Regions from separate parts of the Mus musculus genome. Here region 2 is linked to region 1. Evidence: chromatin loops called from intact Hi-C (ENCODE). Cell type or tissue: heart. All regions are shown on one strand. Links, peaks and the distances in the headings refer to the core of each region. The heading gives the core; the rest is flanking DNA.

What was found. Peaks named below come from ENCODE experiments on the same cell type or tissue, not always from the same donor. Only the 100,000 strongest peaks of a DNase experiment are listed, where the experiment ranks them.
Region 2: a loop joins it to region 1, with 2.2 times the contacts of the local background. A loop is called at or near these places in 8 of 42 quality-filtered maps.

The regions. Positions count from the first base shown.
Region 1 is chr11:90,377,247-90,385,577 of GRCm38, reverse strand. All of the region lies in intron 2 of Hlf (hepatic leukemia factor), which reads left to right. Among named protein-coding and RNA genes, the nearest start is that of Hlf, 9.5 kb to the left of the region's middle. In heart, for the core only: a CTCF peak has its summit at 4,301; DNase peaks (open chromatin) are centred at 3,087 and 3,337; H3K4me3 peaks cover 589 bases; H3K27ac peaks cover 927 bases.
Region 2 is chr11:90,251,853-90,260,183 of GRCm38, reverse strand. Mmd (monocyte to macrophage differentiation-associated) reads right to left here. Exons shown (of 7, transcript NM_026178.2): 2 at 2,583-2,664; 3 at 197-357. Among named protein-coding and RNA genes, the nearest start is that of Mmd, 6.5 kb to the right of the region's middle. In heart, for the core only: no CTCF peak of the experiment used is centred there; a DNase peak (open chromatin) is centred at 4,303; H3K4me3 peaks cover 1,199 bases; H3K27ac peaks cover 6,505 bases.

The DNA.
Region 1 (8,331 bases), core at 53-8,052:
CAACACGGCTTTGTTCTTTGAATTGAAAACCAAGTGATATTCCTAGCAGGAAAAAACAAATCAAAGCTCTTTTTTCAAATGCCAATAGATTAAAAAATTTTGCATTCTGTCATTCATACAACATTGCTTATGATAAAGATTATACTGAGAAATGAAATTTTAGGGCCCTTGATGGATGTGTTATCTCAAACAAGCCAGAAAAGGGTGAAAGTTCTTGACTATGCTGCATAGCTCACAGGGGTGACCACAGTAGAAACTCTCAGTGAATCTTGAGGAAAACGAGTCTTCAGAACGAAAGAGCACAGATGTAGCCAGGGGCATTCTGGGAACTGTGATTTCAGTCTCAACTGAGGTATCTCATCCTTGGCATGCTCCCTTGAGGGTAAGTCTTGTGGTGTATGGCCTTGTGGATTAAAGGAAGTTAAGGGACATGACTACTCTTTTCTTTAGATGCTAGGGACCCCCACAACCCAGTTGTGGCAAACACAAATGTATTGAGTCACTTCACAGTGTCCCCAGGGGAGTAAAATCACTCCTAGCTGAGAATTAATGTCCTGGACCTTCAACTTGGACAGCAAAATCTAGACTTAATTTAGGCTACTATCATACAAATGAGTGCTCTTCATACCCTATAATAATCTACGGCAAATGTTTTGAGACAGCCCAGAGACATTGGGTTGCCAAGAAAAAAAAAGTCATATATTAATAAGAGTGTTCTGAGCTTTTAGGGGATAGAATGAAGTTACCAGGGTAACCAGGGGATAATAATGCCTCCCAGTTCAAACGTTTGCCCTCAACTGCTTGCTCAGTATGCGACTTTTGAGTTATGCTCAATAGCATTGTGTCAATAGTGCTGCCTGTCTGGGTGAAAGGTACTGTGGGAAGCCAGACGGAGAGTTATGCAGAATGAGGTCTACCTTAAGGGTATCTTGGAATGGCAAGGTGAGCATAGTTGTGCATCTTGGAAACCATGTGTCATGACTGCTCCCAGACAGACCCTTTCCCTGTGTTACACATTCAGATCTGATTCCTCCATGCAGGTGTGTGATCCAAGAATGACCCAGAATCTACAGAAATAAAAATGTTCCCACAGACCTATTCTAGAGAGTTGAAGGCTCTGGTGGGGATAATGCCGCGGGTTGTCCTCTCCTTGAGGGGGACGGTGGGGGGTCTTGGATGCAGGGACTCCAGGGTGTCTGAGTGCAGCACCCTGGCTGTTCCCAGACCAGCAGGAAGGTAAGACTCATTCTGTAGGTTTTGGCATTTGCCTGTCAGATTGTATCAGAGGTCGTGGGGAGAGCATGCTCCTGGAGGTGGTATGCTGGGTACTAGGAAAAATAAGAATCTGTTTGCCCTGAGACTTGAGTGACTGCTTTAAGGACAGCTGTCCCTTTAGGGAAAGTCATCTATAGCAGACAAAGGCAGAGATATTTTTAAACCCTGTGCTTATAAAGATGGATTTGAAACCATTTCTTCGTGTGTGTGTGTGTGTGTGTGTGTGTGTGTGTGTTTAAATAGCTTTTGGGTGCTCTGCCACTTTAAGGCCCAGATTCAACTGAGAATTGAGAAGGGTTTCTTTTTCAGTTCTGAGCCCAGGGACTGGGCTATGATGGAGGCCGGGCACACAGAAAAGTGAAAACCTTTCCATGTGGCCACACATAGGAAGAGGAGGACATTGAACAGATGGCAGTGAGAGATGGGGACAGGGGTACTTGCTGTAGATTTGCAGCCTGGAGTTTGTGTCCTCTTTCCACTCACTGTCCTTGGTGGTAGGGCTTGGACATGGGAGGGAATTTCCAGCTGTGGGATCTGCGTAATGATGTGGGGAGCTCTGTGCAGGTGGATTCGGGACCATGGGAAGTCCCACAGAGGAAAACGGGCGAAGCTCACTTTAAGGATCTGCAGGTCATTTATTTTCCCTCCCAGCACATATCCACCTGCTGGCTGAGATCCCCATGAGTCATGGTGAGATCTATACCACATCGAGAATCTTAGGAGTTTCTACTGCATTTGGATCAAAGGAATCCTGAGGGAGGAAGAGGGAGTGGAGAGAGAGAGAGAGAGAGAGAGAGAGAGAGAGAGAGAGAGAGAGAGAGAGAGAGAGAGAGAGAGAACAGTTTATTCTGAATGTAGTCTCTTAGATTTCCTTATCTTGTCTCCCGTGTCCTGGGAGGGGACAGGCTTCGCCTGTTCTCATGTCCTGGTTGCTGACATATACAGAATAGCAGTCCCTTGCCTGTGACAAGAGATATTTGGGGAGGAAAATGGAAAGCAAGACATCTTGGTGATAGGAATGTAGGCTTTGGGACAGGAGGCTGAGGTGTTCATGGTGGACTCACCCTTGGCTTGCTAGCTCATTTTGTGTTTGCTCTTATTTTTTTTTTTAATTAAAGATTTATTTACTTTATGCATGTGAGTACAGTCTCTATCTTCAGACACACCAGAAGAGGGCATCGGACCCCATTACAGATGGTTGTGAGCCACCATGTGGTTGCTGGGAATTGAACTCAGGACCTCTGGAAGAGCAGCCAGAGTGCTCTTAACTGCTAAGCCATCTCTCCAGCCCCTTATGCCTGCTTCTTAACCTCTCCAAGCCTCAGTTTACTTAGCAATAGAATGGAGGCTACAAATGCCATCCTCTCCGTGGAGTTTCATCAGGCTTAAACAGGATAAAAAAGTGGCAAGATACAGTGACGCTTCCGGTACAGGAAAGCTCACTGTCCTTATGAGAGCAGTGACAGGGTAAAAAAAAAATGGCTGGGTTCCCTGTCCCCGTTCTCCATTTTGGGATTTGTTCATCCAGTCCTCTTCCCTCTGCAAAAATAGGACATGCTTTTTTTTTTTTTTTCTTCCCTTCCTCAGCTTGCCCAGCAATGATTCTTGTCGCAGGTCTGACCTTTCTCTCCCTCCTGGGTTAGAACGAATCACTTTCCCAATGTTAACCTAGCAGTACTGCCCCTGGCTTAGAGACTCCTGTTCTGCCTGTGGGAAAGAACCCAGCATCCGCCCCCCACCCCCACCCCCAGCTCTCCTGGGAGATGTGGACACCCTGGCAGCCTGCCTACAGGACTGTGTGCTCCAGGCACGTGGCCATGTCCTGTGGAGCTTGCTCCACTCTGGGTGGCATGCTAGCTTGTCCCCACCCCCACCCCCACCCCTCCCCCTCCCCTTCTCCCCTCCCTTCTTCCTTCTCTTCCCAGGAGAATTATAGCAAGTGCCAGTGAGCAGTTGTAATCCTGACCCTGGCATGATGAGGAAGCTGAGCTCCAGAGGAAGGGACAGGCCAGGGAAACCTGTTCTCTCTGGCGGCATCTAAGCCAGCCCCTAAGCCTGGCCTCTGGCCTGCCTCTCGGAGGCCCCATCTCCTCTCTTTCCTGCACTGTGGCTGTGGGCAGGATTCCTGGAGGCCGGCTGCTGCCAAGGGTCTTGGCAGAGCATTCTCAGTTCAGCGCTGTGCCTACCAGACTAGAAAAATAGCACTAGAAAGACAGAATTAGGTGGAGGAGAGGAAGAGGTGGTGGGGGAGTTGGGAGACAGCCTGGATGACATCCTAATACAGAATCCCAGAGGGTGAGGAGACAGCGATGATTTATTATGTGTCTCCGATACCTCTCTTCCAACTAGCGCTAATCACGTCTACCCAGGAATCATTTTTTATGTCTTAGCAGTGAAAACGAAGGGGAGAAGGAAGGCAAAGGAAGCAAAAAGATAGAAAAATGCATTAGCAGCCACCAAAGGGTGGAGAGGGACTGTGGTACAGCGTTGGGCTCAGCAAGATCAGGCATGCAAATATTTAACCATTTTCATTTCTTGTGTTTGACATTCATAATCCCTGTAAACATCTTCACTAAACCGAAGAACACCGGCTTTGGCCATAAACTTACATTTCTTAAGATAGGTGATACATACATCTCGAGTCCCAGGGATGTCCCGGGTTGATAAGATAGGTGATTGATAGCTCACCATACATCTCGAGTCCCAGGGATGTCCCGAGTTGATAAGATAGGTGATTGATAGCTCACCATACATCTCGCGTCTCAGGGATGTCCCGGGTTGAGACGTGAAGATCTGCATACAAGGCAGCAATAGCTTCTAGAGTCTGGCCTCCCACCAACAGAGCCAAATGTGAATCCTGATAAGAACACTACTGGGCTCCCACTTGCTCTCAGGTAAGCCATTTAAGTGATGGGAGCGTCTGTGTTCCCATCTGGAATTCTGGAATAATTATAGGATCTTTTGTGTAGAGCTGGTAAGGTCATGTGAGGCAGTGCGTGGTAGTGCATAAGCACAGAGCCTCACGCACAAGAAGTACCCCTAACAGCCACTGTGAGCAGTATTCCCAATTGCCAGGGGCTGTCACTCTCTTAGAGGGCTGAGAGAGTTTTGATACCATTCGTCCTCTTGACCAGAGTTCAGGGCCACGACTGGACTTGTTCTCAGCTTCTCTGGTTACCTGGCCCCCACCCTAGCCTCTGGGTTCTATTTAGGTGGTTGCAGGGAATTGTGACCTGTCCCCACTCACTGGATTAAAACCTGAAGCAGGCAAACAAAAAGGCATCTTGAAGTTCTTGCTTAGATATATCTCCTGAGAGCTATTCGCTAGTAAACCTTTCAATGCCGCAGCCTAATTTTTTTAATAGTAAGTTCTAATACAGGCCCTTGACCCCAGCAGAGAGGAGAGTCAGGAGGCGTCTTATGATGTTGGGAAAGGAGAGTTTTGGTGATTTTCCCTGGCAGCCAGTAAAACCATTTATTAACATTTCAAAAGATAAGCCCCCTCTCAGTTTTCTTCGATGGTGTACATCCTTGGGCTTCCTGAACCTTCCTTATGCAAGGAGAGCCCCGGGGAGACCCCGGCGTTTCCCACAAGTCAACTCTGCCACCTTTCTCTAGGGCTAAAGGATTAGACTGGAAGAGAGAAGGGTGTAAGATCCCCGGAGCAGAATGGACAGGCCCAGAAATAGCACCTGGCTTTGGTTGTGCTCGTGGGGGAAGGTAGATGAGGGGAGGGAGGATTTTGGTGTCTCCAGAGGGTGGCCATTTCAGAGGGAAGTTCAAACTTGCAGGCACACAGAGAAGTGCCAGGACAAACTGTGCTCTCAGTGCCAAGTGGCCAGTTTATTGAGACCTCAGGTGTCTATTGAAAAGAGGGAGGTGACACGTTCATGTCGTAGGCTCGGATAACATTTGAAGCTACGGAAGGGACTGGTGCCAGCCCTCGCTCACAAGACCTCACAAGGGAGCAGCCATTGCTTAGGGCAAGGGTGCCCCAGGCCTGACTTCCTGGAATTGCTGAACCCAGTGGCAGAGGGGGTGGGGGCAAAAGAAGTAAGAGAGCCAGGTTAGAGAGTGGGCAGTGGGGACAGAGCTGCAGAGGCGCGAAGCCCACAGTGTGCTTGGGCAGCTTGGTACAGACTGAGTGTGGCTGGCGCAGAGGGTTGAGTTCCGTGGTGGTTGACCATAAAGGCAGCTTCATGTATGCCATGCTTCAGAGGCCGAGCTGTGTTCCGGAGGCAGTGGGGAGCCATTGGAGGTTCATGAACAGAGAAACAGCGAGTGAACGATTCTATTTGGGTTCAAGGTTAGAAGGGAAACATTTTTAGAAACTTGACAATAGTTTCCTCTGGCAAACTAGGATTTCCTTATTTTGGAAAATAAACACTCTTCCTCCAACATCAAACAGATTTAAAAAAAAAAAAAAAACACGATGTTCTAATTGATCTAGATGAAGTAATTGAAAACATGGGGTTTAAGTTTCATTTGTAAAGCCCATAATTTTGGTGATTGGGGGGAAGCACTCTCTGGCGGGGGAGATAGATGTAGGGATTTGAATGGTTAGAATTTAAATGTCCAAAAGCAGAGCTGGCCTCATAGGAGTAAAAAATAGATTTTAATAAACTCGGCCCATTAGTGTTCATTGCTTTTAAGTGTCTCTATTTTATACGGCTTACTAGGTTTGCGGACCAGTATGTTCAACCAATATTTATGAGCTTATTTGTGTGTGTTTATGTGTGTGTGTGTGTTTGTGTGTGTGTATGTGTGTGTGTATGTGTGTGTGTATGTGTGTGTGTATGTGTGTGTGTATGTGTGTGTGTATGTGTGTGTATGTGTGTGTGTGTATGTGTGTGTGTATATGTGTGTGTGTGTGTTTGTGTGTGTGTGTGTTTGTGTGTGTGTGTCCATGCAATTGTTGGAGGAGCGATTGCCTGAACGGTACAAGCCGTCCTTGATCATAAGGATTAACTGTAGCAGTAGTTTCAAGCTAAAAATACTTATTCAAGTTTCTGGCCAGGTTATTAATTTTACTTCAGAACTGAAGGGATCATCAGTACTTCATGCTTGCTCCCTTCTCTGAAACCAGAATGAGTGCACCTCCTGCTTAAAGCCTGCATATGTATGAGGGAGGTGGGGTAGGGATGGCTAGAGAAGGAGGCTTGGTGGGAGGGGAGAGGCGAGGAGATGGGGATAGCTGCTGAATGGTACATACATGAAATGACTCTGCACACTAGTGTGGCATTCCGGGAGACTGGAAGATTTACGATAACCCCAAAACCAATTTCCTTAAATAAAAAATCAACTAATGAAAGGCAGTTGTACAGTTTACCTTCCCGCTGCATACACTGGACAGTCTCAGGGATGTTGGCAGAATCCAGTCTCTACCAGAGAGAAGTCATATAGCACATACTTCTCCACTGGCATGCTGTGGGCACAAGTTCTGCGACTGACTGTAGATATGAAATTTTCCAAGATGTTCACGTTCCTTCTCCGACTTTAACAGATATCATTGCCATCTGAGAACGCCAGCTCCCCAGCCTCATGTTCTTACCTGAAAAAATAATGACTGGTCACACCAAGTCCCTAAAGGGTTTATTTTTAAAAGTTGAATCTGGGATGTTTCTTATTGTTATTATTGATGCAAGAATGCTTCGGAATTTGCAGGTCTTCTAATGAGGTATGGTCCGTGTCTAATGGAAACCCCTTGGCATTCCACTCTCCCCTCATAGACCCTAGATTCCTAAAAAACAGTGAGTACGTGCTCCAGAGAGATGCTCGTGGGACCTGCACCACTAAATCTTCTGTGACAGAATGTTCTTGCAAAGAGAGGAATTGCATAAATGAATCGGCAGAAATAAGTGCTTTGGCAGAACTCCTTGAGTGGGGAAGAGAGATGTTTGCTCTTCTAATTAGCTCTGGGTAGCAGTCTGCCTTGATGTCTTTGCTGAGGAACCTAGGCAGAGGTCTCCTTACAGGTCTGTTTGAGCTGCCACACTTTTAAAATGTGTATGTGTGTGTGTGTGTGTGTGTGTGTGTGTGTGTGCGCGCGCACGCATGGAAGTCAGGCAACAAGCCCAGAAGTCATCCTCATGAATATAGTCCACCTCCTCTGAGACAGTCTCCTGTTGGCTGTCCAGTCATGCACACCGAATGGCTCTTGAGTTGAACTGAGTGATCAAGGAAAGCAGAAAATTTGCCAGTAAGGGAAAGGATGCCATGGGGCTCTGACCAATAGGAAGCCCATTGTAAACCAGATGAGCAAGATCACCCAGGTACACCATAGTTAGTTTACCCAAGATAGAGATCACCATAGCCCAAGGTATTATAGAACTCTCTTAAGGACGCGGGCAAAGAAAGCCCTGTTCTTGGCAATGAAGACTCAGTTCACCTTATTCATTATGACAAGGGCTTAAGACCATTCCTTGTCTTTTGCTCCAGAGAACTATGAATCAGAGGAAGAAGTGCTGTCTAAGTCAATAACAGTAGTATTGCTCTGCGTTCATTAAAGGTTTAAAAAAATTACATTTTCTTATTTAATTGTGCGTGCGCACGTGTGTGAGTGTGTGTGCATGTGTGTGCGCACGCGTGTGCTGCATGCATGCCCGTGAGTACTTACTGTGTGTCACAGTTTGCACATGGAGGTCAGAGGTTGGCTTTCCTTTTACCGTGTACGCCCTAGGAACACACTCCTGTTGTCAGACTTGGCAAGTGCCTTTACACAGTGAGCTCTCCTGCTGCTGAAAAGCCCTGGAAAGATCCCAGGGGGAGAAGGTAGAAAAGTAAGAAAGAGGAGACTGTGGGGAGAAACAAGGCCTGGGTAGACTCGCTGCAGATGCTGGCTCCGCAGTGTGGACTTCATACAAACTGCATAGGTTTGGTTTCATTACAATAGAGGTCTTTATACTAACCCACATTTTCAGGGAAGATGAGTGTCATGTTTCTTCATAGAATCCAGGGTATGTTTAAATAGCCAGCAACATGCATGGGAATGAATCCTTTTTAGAAAGGTTTTTTGTTTTTTTGGGTTTTTTTGTTTGTTTGTTTGTTTTGTTTTTG
Region 2 (8,331 bases), core at 56-8,055, 130 kb after region 1:
GCAGCTGGGTCTTCAAAACTCTATCCAATCCAAAGAGTATGTCTTGAATTCAGGTGTAGCTCAAAGCCTATGGGGTAAGAAAGATCCTATTCTTCAGCCCACGGAAACCTCAACAGCCTGTGACCTGAAGACCAGTTTAGTCAACGAGGATGATCTGCAGGGGAAGTTCCCCGCCCACCGGCCCCGCCCACTATACCTCAAGTGGCTCTTCTTCCATGATACTATGTGAAACACTGTGGAGACTATGAAGAGGGCGCAAAGGCCCATCCCGTAGATCCATGCTGTTATCTTCTCCCAGCAGTCATCAGACAGCCGATGGAGGAGGGCACTGCCCACAATGGCCGGAACAATGAGGAACTGGGAGGAAAAGGCAAAGAGACATGAGCAAGCACCCTGGTGTCTGCGGGATCAACAGTTTTGCTAAAAAAAAAACAAAAAACAAAAAAACAAAAACAAAAAAACCCCAACCAAACAAAACACATACACACACACACACACACACACACCCTGACACAAAACAACAAAACAAAACAAACACAGAGGTTTGCCAATGGTGTCTGCGGGATCAAGAGTTTTGCTAAAAAAAACAAAAAACAAGAAACAAAAAAACAAAAACAAAAAACCCCAACCAAACAAAACACACACACACACACACACACCCTGACACAAAACAACAAAACAGAACAAACACAGAGATTTGCCAATTGTGTAAAAAACACGTTTTAAGCAAACATTTGTCTTCCTTGGATCATCAAAATGAGAGGCAGAAGAAATTAGCTGCTGCCTGGAAGCAGGTGTTCCTTGTTCGGGGAACTGGGCCAGCCAATGGCTGCACAAACAAACAGGGAGACAACATTGCCCAACTATTGCAAAACGGTTGTTCTTTATCCTAATTTCATTAAACAAGAGTGCATTCCAGTCTCCCTCTGAAATCTGATATAGAGGAGGTATTTAAACTATGCAAACATCAAGCTTATGCCAGCATTCCCAGAGAGGTCCTGATTTCCAAGCACTCCATACTGTCTGCAATCTGCTATATAAGTGAAGGACGCATGAGTGAATAGGTTCCTATTATAGTATCTAAAACACCACACACACAACCCAAATCAACTGTAGAATTAGTGTGTCCTGGGTTTCACTTTGAACTTATTCGATTTACCTATTTGGGAGAGCCTGCAAAACAAAGGGGGTTGGGGATTTCATCATTTTAAATAGTGCATGTCACTGAAGCCCAAAGCTTGAGAAAACTAGAATCTTAGAATTCTGATGCCTCCCTCCCTCCCTCCCTCCCTCCCTCCCTCCCTCCCTCCCTCCCTCCCTCCTTCCTCATTCTTTCCTTTCCAACCACTAAGCAGGTAAGGATTATGAGCTCTGGACCCCCCTCCTGTACCCCCTAACTGACGGGGTTACAGCACCATGCCCCCATGGTTGGCGTCTGTGATGTATTTTTACCACAGACCCAGATTTCAACATCACCTGTCAGTTTCCAAGTGGCCTTGAACAAGACAAAGCAGTAACTGTAATAACTTTTTTTTTCATAAAGAAAAACGTACTTGTCCGAAAAAAATCTCCCTAGAGATTCCATCCCTTTCCCTCCTGTGGTGGGAGAGCGAGCATCTGCTCTGTTTATCTCGTTTGCGGTTGTCTTGTGTGTTGAGACAGGCTGCCACAATCCTCACTAGCCCTCAGATTTAGGGCGTGCACCACCACACCTGATAATACTTTCTCTTTAAAGACTTGGTGTTGGGAGATATACTCTCTGTCTTTAGAAATCTCCTGGGTCTATAACACTCCCAAATATACATTTATTTAATAAGATCACACACTCTGCTCTAAAACATCGTCCTAGAGGTATGTATCGGCTTTCACTTCATTTCAGTCTAAGCACTGTTCTGTGACTTGTGACATGCTGCCAGGAGTTAAGGAGTGTTCAGGCTCATCCTACACGAATGCTATCTCTGAAGGCGGGCTGTGTACCTGCGGAGGAAACCCATCGAGCCTGCCCAGCCTCATCTATACCTTAAGCCTCGCCCAATCCTCATCTCTGCAGGAGCAAACTCATCATCTCTCCTACTGGTTTTCAGGAGATCTCAGTCACTATTTCTCTCCAGATGTCTCACAAAATGAAACTCTCAAGGAAAATAAAAAGTAAACAAAACAAAGTGCAACAAAGGAAATGTATAACAACATAAGAAAATGGAAGGACCGCTGTGTGGGTGAGAAGATTTAGCCTCCCTGTCTCAAAGAATCATTTGGTAAAACAAAACAAAACCATCACCACCACCAACAAGCTCTCCTTTCCAACACGCTGTGACTTGCCCTAGCCAAATAAGCCCAATAGCTGTCTTGAAAAAGCAGCACCCTCATTCAAGGTCCTGCAGCACCCATAAAGCAGGAATCTTTGTTGCCCCCTCACTAGGGTGCTTACTTTCTACTATTCTGAAACCCAGCACTGACCTTCAGGCACTTAAGGTCACCAGGCTGAGTAGTTCCAACAACTTGTGCTGAAGTTACTAGAGAAGCCGTTCACCAAAAGCCGCGTAGGAAAGATGGAAGGACGGCAACGGAAAAGTTGTACTCACTGCGTGTGTGTAGCAATTGGCAGCATGTTCGTAGCACGTTGGTTTGTAGCGGCCATTAGCTGGGGCCCGATGGTTCATGAAACTGTGGAGACAGAAAAGCCACCATGTAAGCCACACGCTTACCTTCGGGGGTGGGGGTGTCACTCAGCCCTTCTGAAAGAAGAAAGTTGCTGTTATCAACAAGAAAACTGAAGCCGTTTAAAGAGGTGTCAACTTGGCCAGCAGCACTGAATCTAAAGCAAACGCGTCGTTTATTTGATGAAACAGCCTTTGAGTTTGCTCGATAGATAAACTTCTGCCAAGTAAGAGCAAACAGAAACCACATCAAATTCAGCAGCAACCCTCAGATTAAAGGGGTGCTACACAACCAAGTTGTAAAGCTTAGAGGGGAGGATTTCTGCTTCCTCCACTCGCATGTTGTTGCTGTCATTAAACAAGAAGGTACATACGGCATTTGCAAGGTTGCTGCTTCCTCACGCAGAACACGTAAAGCTTTATGTATGTAGAGCATACAGCCTGCATCCCACAGTAGAGGGCCTGTCGGACTAGTTTTCTAGTATTGTATTACCTGTTCTGGCACTAGGCAGCATATTCGATACCTGGTTACCTCCAGGCCACCTAAACAAGGAGGCACGTGTTCACCTCTGCTCTTTCCAAGTGAAAAAGAGTTGCTTCAGACACCACACCCAGGATGCTGTGGCTCTAAAATACACACATCCACACACCGGCACTGGATGCTCCTGGACCAGGCTTCCCTTTCAGCTAACGTTCCCAGAGTCCGCAGGATGAAAACTATATACAGTTCCGTTCCAGCAAGAGGATGAGAACTAAACCTGAACTATGCTCACTTGGGGATCATTCTGATGTGTTGGTTCACACACATCGGGTGGGTGTGGCGTGGGGTGGGAAAGCGTGCTGAGTAAAAAAGGCAAAGCAGCAAGCACAGAGAAATAACTGAGTAAAAGCCTTGACAGCTGTACGATCCCAGAGCTCCTCCTGTCAACATGCTCAGTACCAAAAACCAACCAACCAAAAAAATAAAAAATCAAAACAACAACAAACCACCACCACCCCTTTTTAAATTCTAGATAGTCCGAAGGTAGTTTGTGTTTGTTTGCCAGTATCTATTCTGACCAATCACATTCTCCATTCCCATGATGGGGAAATATGGGGGACTAATATTTTCCCCCACTGGGAGGAACCTGATAACCTCAGATCAAACAATTAAAGACATAACAGATAATTCCTGACAAGTCCATACACAGTGCAGGTTGGACATGGGGACCGTGAAGAAATGTCACCTGGCCATGTATGTTAAGCTAGAGCCTAAATGAGCGAGCATGCTAAGTGTAGCTACCAGTCAGCTTGGAGAACAAGTAACCACCCAGTAGCTTCGACATGTAACCAGCCATCCTCGCATACAGCTATGCAAGTCCAAACGTCGTCTCTTCCCCCCTGGAGATCCCCTAAATTATGTCACTTATTGCCTATGGGATGAGAGTGCTCCTGTACAGCTCTTATTAGTAAAGAGAAAAATAATTACACCCTGGGGAGGCACGCTTTTCCTCCTGCTCCAAGGAGCTGAGGATCCACCATATCCTCACCCTGACAGGGAGGCCACAACCGAGCTCCGTGGGTGCGTGGCTCATACCCTACTAGGAATTTCAAAGGGTGGAGAATGGAGCTGCCAAAATGGCTGAGGTGGGATGACACGGCAAACACTCCATATAGGGTGAAGTGGGAGCTGTCTACCCACCACCAGGCTGCAGACTAAAATAGCAACTTCTATCCCAAGCAGCCCAGTCTAAAAATAGTCAGACCATTACACAGCCTGGGGGGTGGGGTGGGGAGGGGGGCAGATAGACTTTCACATTTTCTCCTGCAAGTGAAGAAGCTGAGTGCCCATGTCTGCTCGTCTCTGCCCTGCAGAAATAATTCAGCTTAGAAATAAAAACGGCAAGGAAGGAAGGTGGCTTAGTGGGTAGAGTGCTTCCTATGAAAGCTCGAGGACAAGTTCACACCCCAGTATGCATGTTTCGAAAGAAGAGGAGGAGGGGGGAGAAGGAAGAGGAAGAGGAAGAAGAGGAGGAAGAGGAAGGAAGAGGAAGAAAAGGAGAAGAGGAGGAAGAGGAAGAAAAGGAGAAGAGGAGGAAGAGGAAGAGGAAGGAAGAGGAGGAGGAAGAGGAAGAGGAGGAAGAGGAAGAGGAGGAAGAGGAAGAGGAGGAAGAGGAAGAAAAGGAGAAGAGGAGGAAGAGGAAGAGGAAGGAAGAGGAGGAGGAAGAGGAAGAAAAGGAGAAGAGGAGGAAGGAAGAGGAGGAGGAAGAGAAGGAGGAAGAGGAGGAGGAGGAGGAAGAGAGGAGGAAGAGGAGGAGGAGGAAGGGAAAGAAGAGGAGGAGGAGGAGGAGGAAGAGAAGCTTCTACTTATAATTGCAGTGCTATAGAGATGGACACAGGCAAATCCCCATTACTGATCACTTAACCTACATTACTCGGTAAATTCAAAATTCAGTGAGATGCTCATTCCACAAAAATATGGGGTTGATTGAAAAAGACACCTGTTACTAGCCTCTATGGGCATGCATATAACACACACATGCTCATGAACACATATGCACATATCTGTGCATACAGTTGGGGGGGAGAGGAGAAGCTATAGAAATACTCCTCTCTGGCGACCTATGTACCCTGTCCCGATGAATGGGTAAGCTGGATACTAGAAACACAGTTAAAAGCAGCTACCCCGGGAGCATCCTACTGTCTGGAGCTCATGGAGAAAGACAGCACAGTTGTCCTGCTGGGAAATAAGAACACAATTTTTCAATTTCTCTCAATCTGTCAGGCTGCAATCATGCCTCCTCCTCCTCTTGTTTCTGAAGAAATCATTCCTGAGAGCTAAAGGGAAAAGCAGATGCAACATGGAAATCAACTCCCACACTCTGAGCCTAGGCTCTCCTACCCACCACCCAGAAGAATGAGAAAAGCTTATGTATGTATGAGAGGAAAAAAGGTCCCCATTTACAGAAATCCTCTCTACTGAACAAGAAGCAACCTAATGGTCACTTGGTGCCCTGGGAAAAGTGGCTAGCGTGCATAGATCTCCAATCTTTTGACACTGTGACATGATACTGTCATCTACAAATATTTTAGGCCTCACTCACAACTACCCTGAAACATGAGGGCCATGGATTTGAGAGACACACCTACAGGGGCTCTGATCTAGGTCTGAGTATGGCAACCACATTTAGCAAGATGGTTAGTGAGGCAGGGCTTATTCACTTCCTTTCTCATGCAATGCTCTCTTTTGCCTCTGGCTTTTGGGTTACTCTTATGCGTTCTTTTACCCCACCCCAGAACTTCAAAACTATGGCGGGAAAGAACAGTTAGGCACTGACCGTTATATGTTAGTACAATAATCCAGACCCAAGGACTGGGCTCTCAGAGAGCAGGCAGGCTGCAGCTCTTCCTGCAGAATTCATAGGCAGAAGACCAACGCACACAGGTTAGGTCTCCTGGGTTCCCAACTCCCCAAGTCCAAATATTGACAACATTACTTTCGAAGTATATTCTAAATCAGCTCATTACTACACTCCTTGGCGCCCAACTGAAATCAAGACCAGCAGGCCAATATCTCCAACCTGTGAAGCCGGAGACTCGTAACTGGCCTTGCTACCTGTCCACAGAGACTCTTCTTCATATGGTAGCCGTAACTGTCTCTTACAAACAGATCATATCACTTAACTATGAGAAGTACCTCTACTTCAACTATTTCCTAGCTTCCCAAAATGCTTAAGGTAACACTCTGATTCATCCCTGACCCACAAGCCTTCAGCCACTCCCCACGTTCAAGGTGCCACTTTCCTGCTCATTGGTGCTCCCCAACCTCCTCCTTACAGTTCCTGTGACCCAGGAACTTGGGGCTCTTTATTTCTTCCTAGAACATTCAACTTGCTTCTCTTCTCTCAAGCTAATACATCATCTACTAAGAGATCTTCCAGACATCGCAGATTAAAGCACCTCTCTGTCCTTCGTACCCAAGTAGAGTCCTTCCCATAACTAGTAAGAATTTGGCTCCTAAACTTAAAAAAAAATATATGAAAGAAAATTCATCTTTCCATGTTGTAAAAATTACATGGGAACGTGCACCTTTGCATGCAAGACGCTGGGAGTCCCTGCCCCTAGTTGACTTTGATAGAGTTTTTAAAATAAAGTTGCCAGTGGCCAATGGTTGAGCACGGAGACTCAATGGTTGGTTAGGTTCCCGGGCAAGGAACACAGGGGAGAGGTAATACTGCCTTGCCAGGGAAGCAGAAGGATCAGGCCTGAGAGCTGCAGAAGAGAGAACGAGAGAGTGTGCAGGCATGTGGGAGCCAGGGAAGAGTGGTCCCAAGCCCTCCTGCCACGGGGTCTAGAGTAGCAAAGATGGAATATAGACTTTTAGTAGGTAATAATTCAGGAGTATCAGAGGGGGGAGGTGTTAACAACGTGGAAGTGTGGGAGAAGCCCAGCAATTGAGCTGATTAAGGCATATTAAATCTAAGGCTGTGTGTGTGTGTGTGTGTGTGTGTGTGTGTGTGTGTCTTTCATTTGAGAATTCACAACATGGGACAGTAGCAAGGAACTCACCCTGCTGCCAAGGAGATTAGAGTGGATTAGCCAACTACCCTGACCTTTCTACCCTGTAATGTGAGTCTAAGAGGTGGTCTTTACTATTTCATTTCCAGTGTTAAGCACGATGCTCATCTTTTGCTGAAGTTTAATTCATAATTATTAAACAAGCAGATGAAAATCTCTTTGTAGCCTCCCGTGCACAGAGATTCATGACTTCCTACAATGCCAGCTCCCAGGATCCATTTATCTTTGCTGGAGATTACATACAGAAGAGCAACAGGCAGCCTCGGAGCCAAATGAGCCCTAGGTCTTAGGAACAGAAAACTCAGAGGCTAAGACAACGGTTATCCTCAGGACAGCTTCAATGTTACTGAGTGCTGCAGCTTCCACCGATCCTTCTGCCCAGCACCCTGCAACCGTGCCAGCTCCCTCTGAAGACTGAGCATGGCATTTGTTCAGACAGTCACTCAAGAATGTCAGACACTCTTGGCGATTCCTAAAGGGAGAAGGAAGAGAGAAGACCACCTCCTTCTATGGCTCAACGCCAAGAACCGGTCCAAAGAGACAGCAGATAGCCCCCCCCCCCAAAGACTTTCTAAATGTTTCAGATTTTGAAAAAGACGCTTTTCTGTGCACTCGACTTAAAAATCTCATCAGTAGGGTAGTCACAGCTTGGGCTGAGGAAGGAAACTCCTTTTCCAGCTAAGAGGCAGAAAGGGTTAACAGCTCAGCCAGCAGCTGCAGAGATACGAAACTGAATTCCAAGGTCTGCCTCTTCCTACCTGTAGCTCCCTGGGCAAGGACTTTGTTACTCTCTAAACTTATCTGCTCTTCAGTGACTTGTTAAGTTGAAAATATGCAAGTACCCAGCCAGTAGCTGGCACAAACAGGCAGTAACTGACTGGTAACAGTTATTATCACCTCTCAGAGAGGTTAGGAAAAGGAAAGTGTGTGTGTGTGTGTGTGTGTGTGTAGGCAAGTGAATAGTGTCTTCAGTCTGAGAGAGATAAAGCAAGGATGAAAACACGCTGCAGCCCAGGGCAATTTTTTTCACATCCTAAGGTTTACTTTGGTGTTTGTTTGTTTGTTTTTGTGGCTTTAACTGTTCCCTTACAGCCTTCCTCATATAAATGGCAGAAGT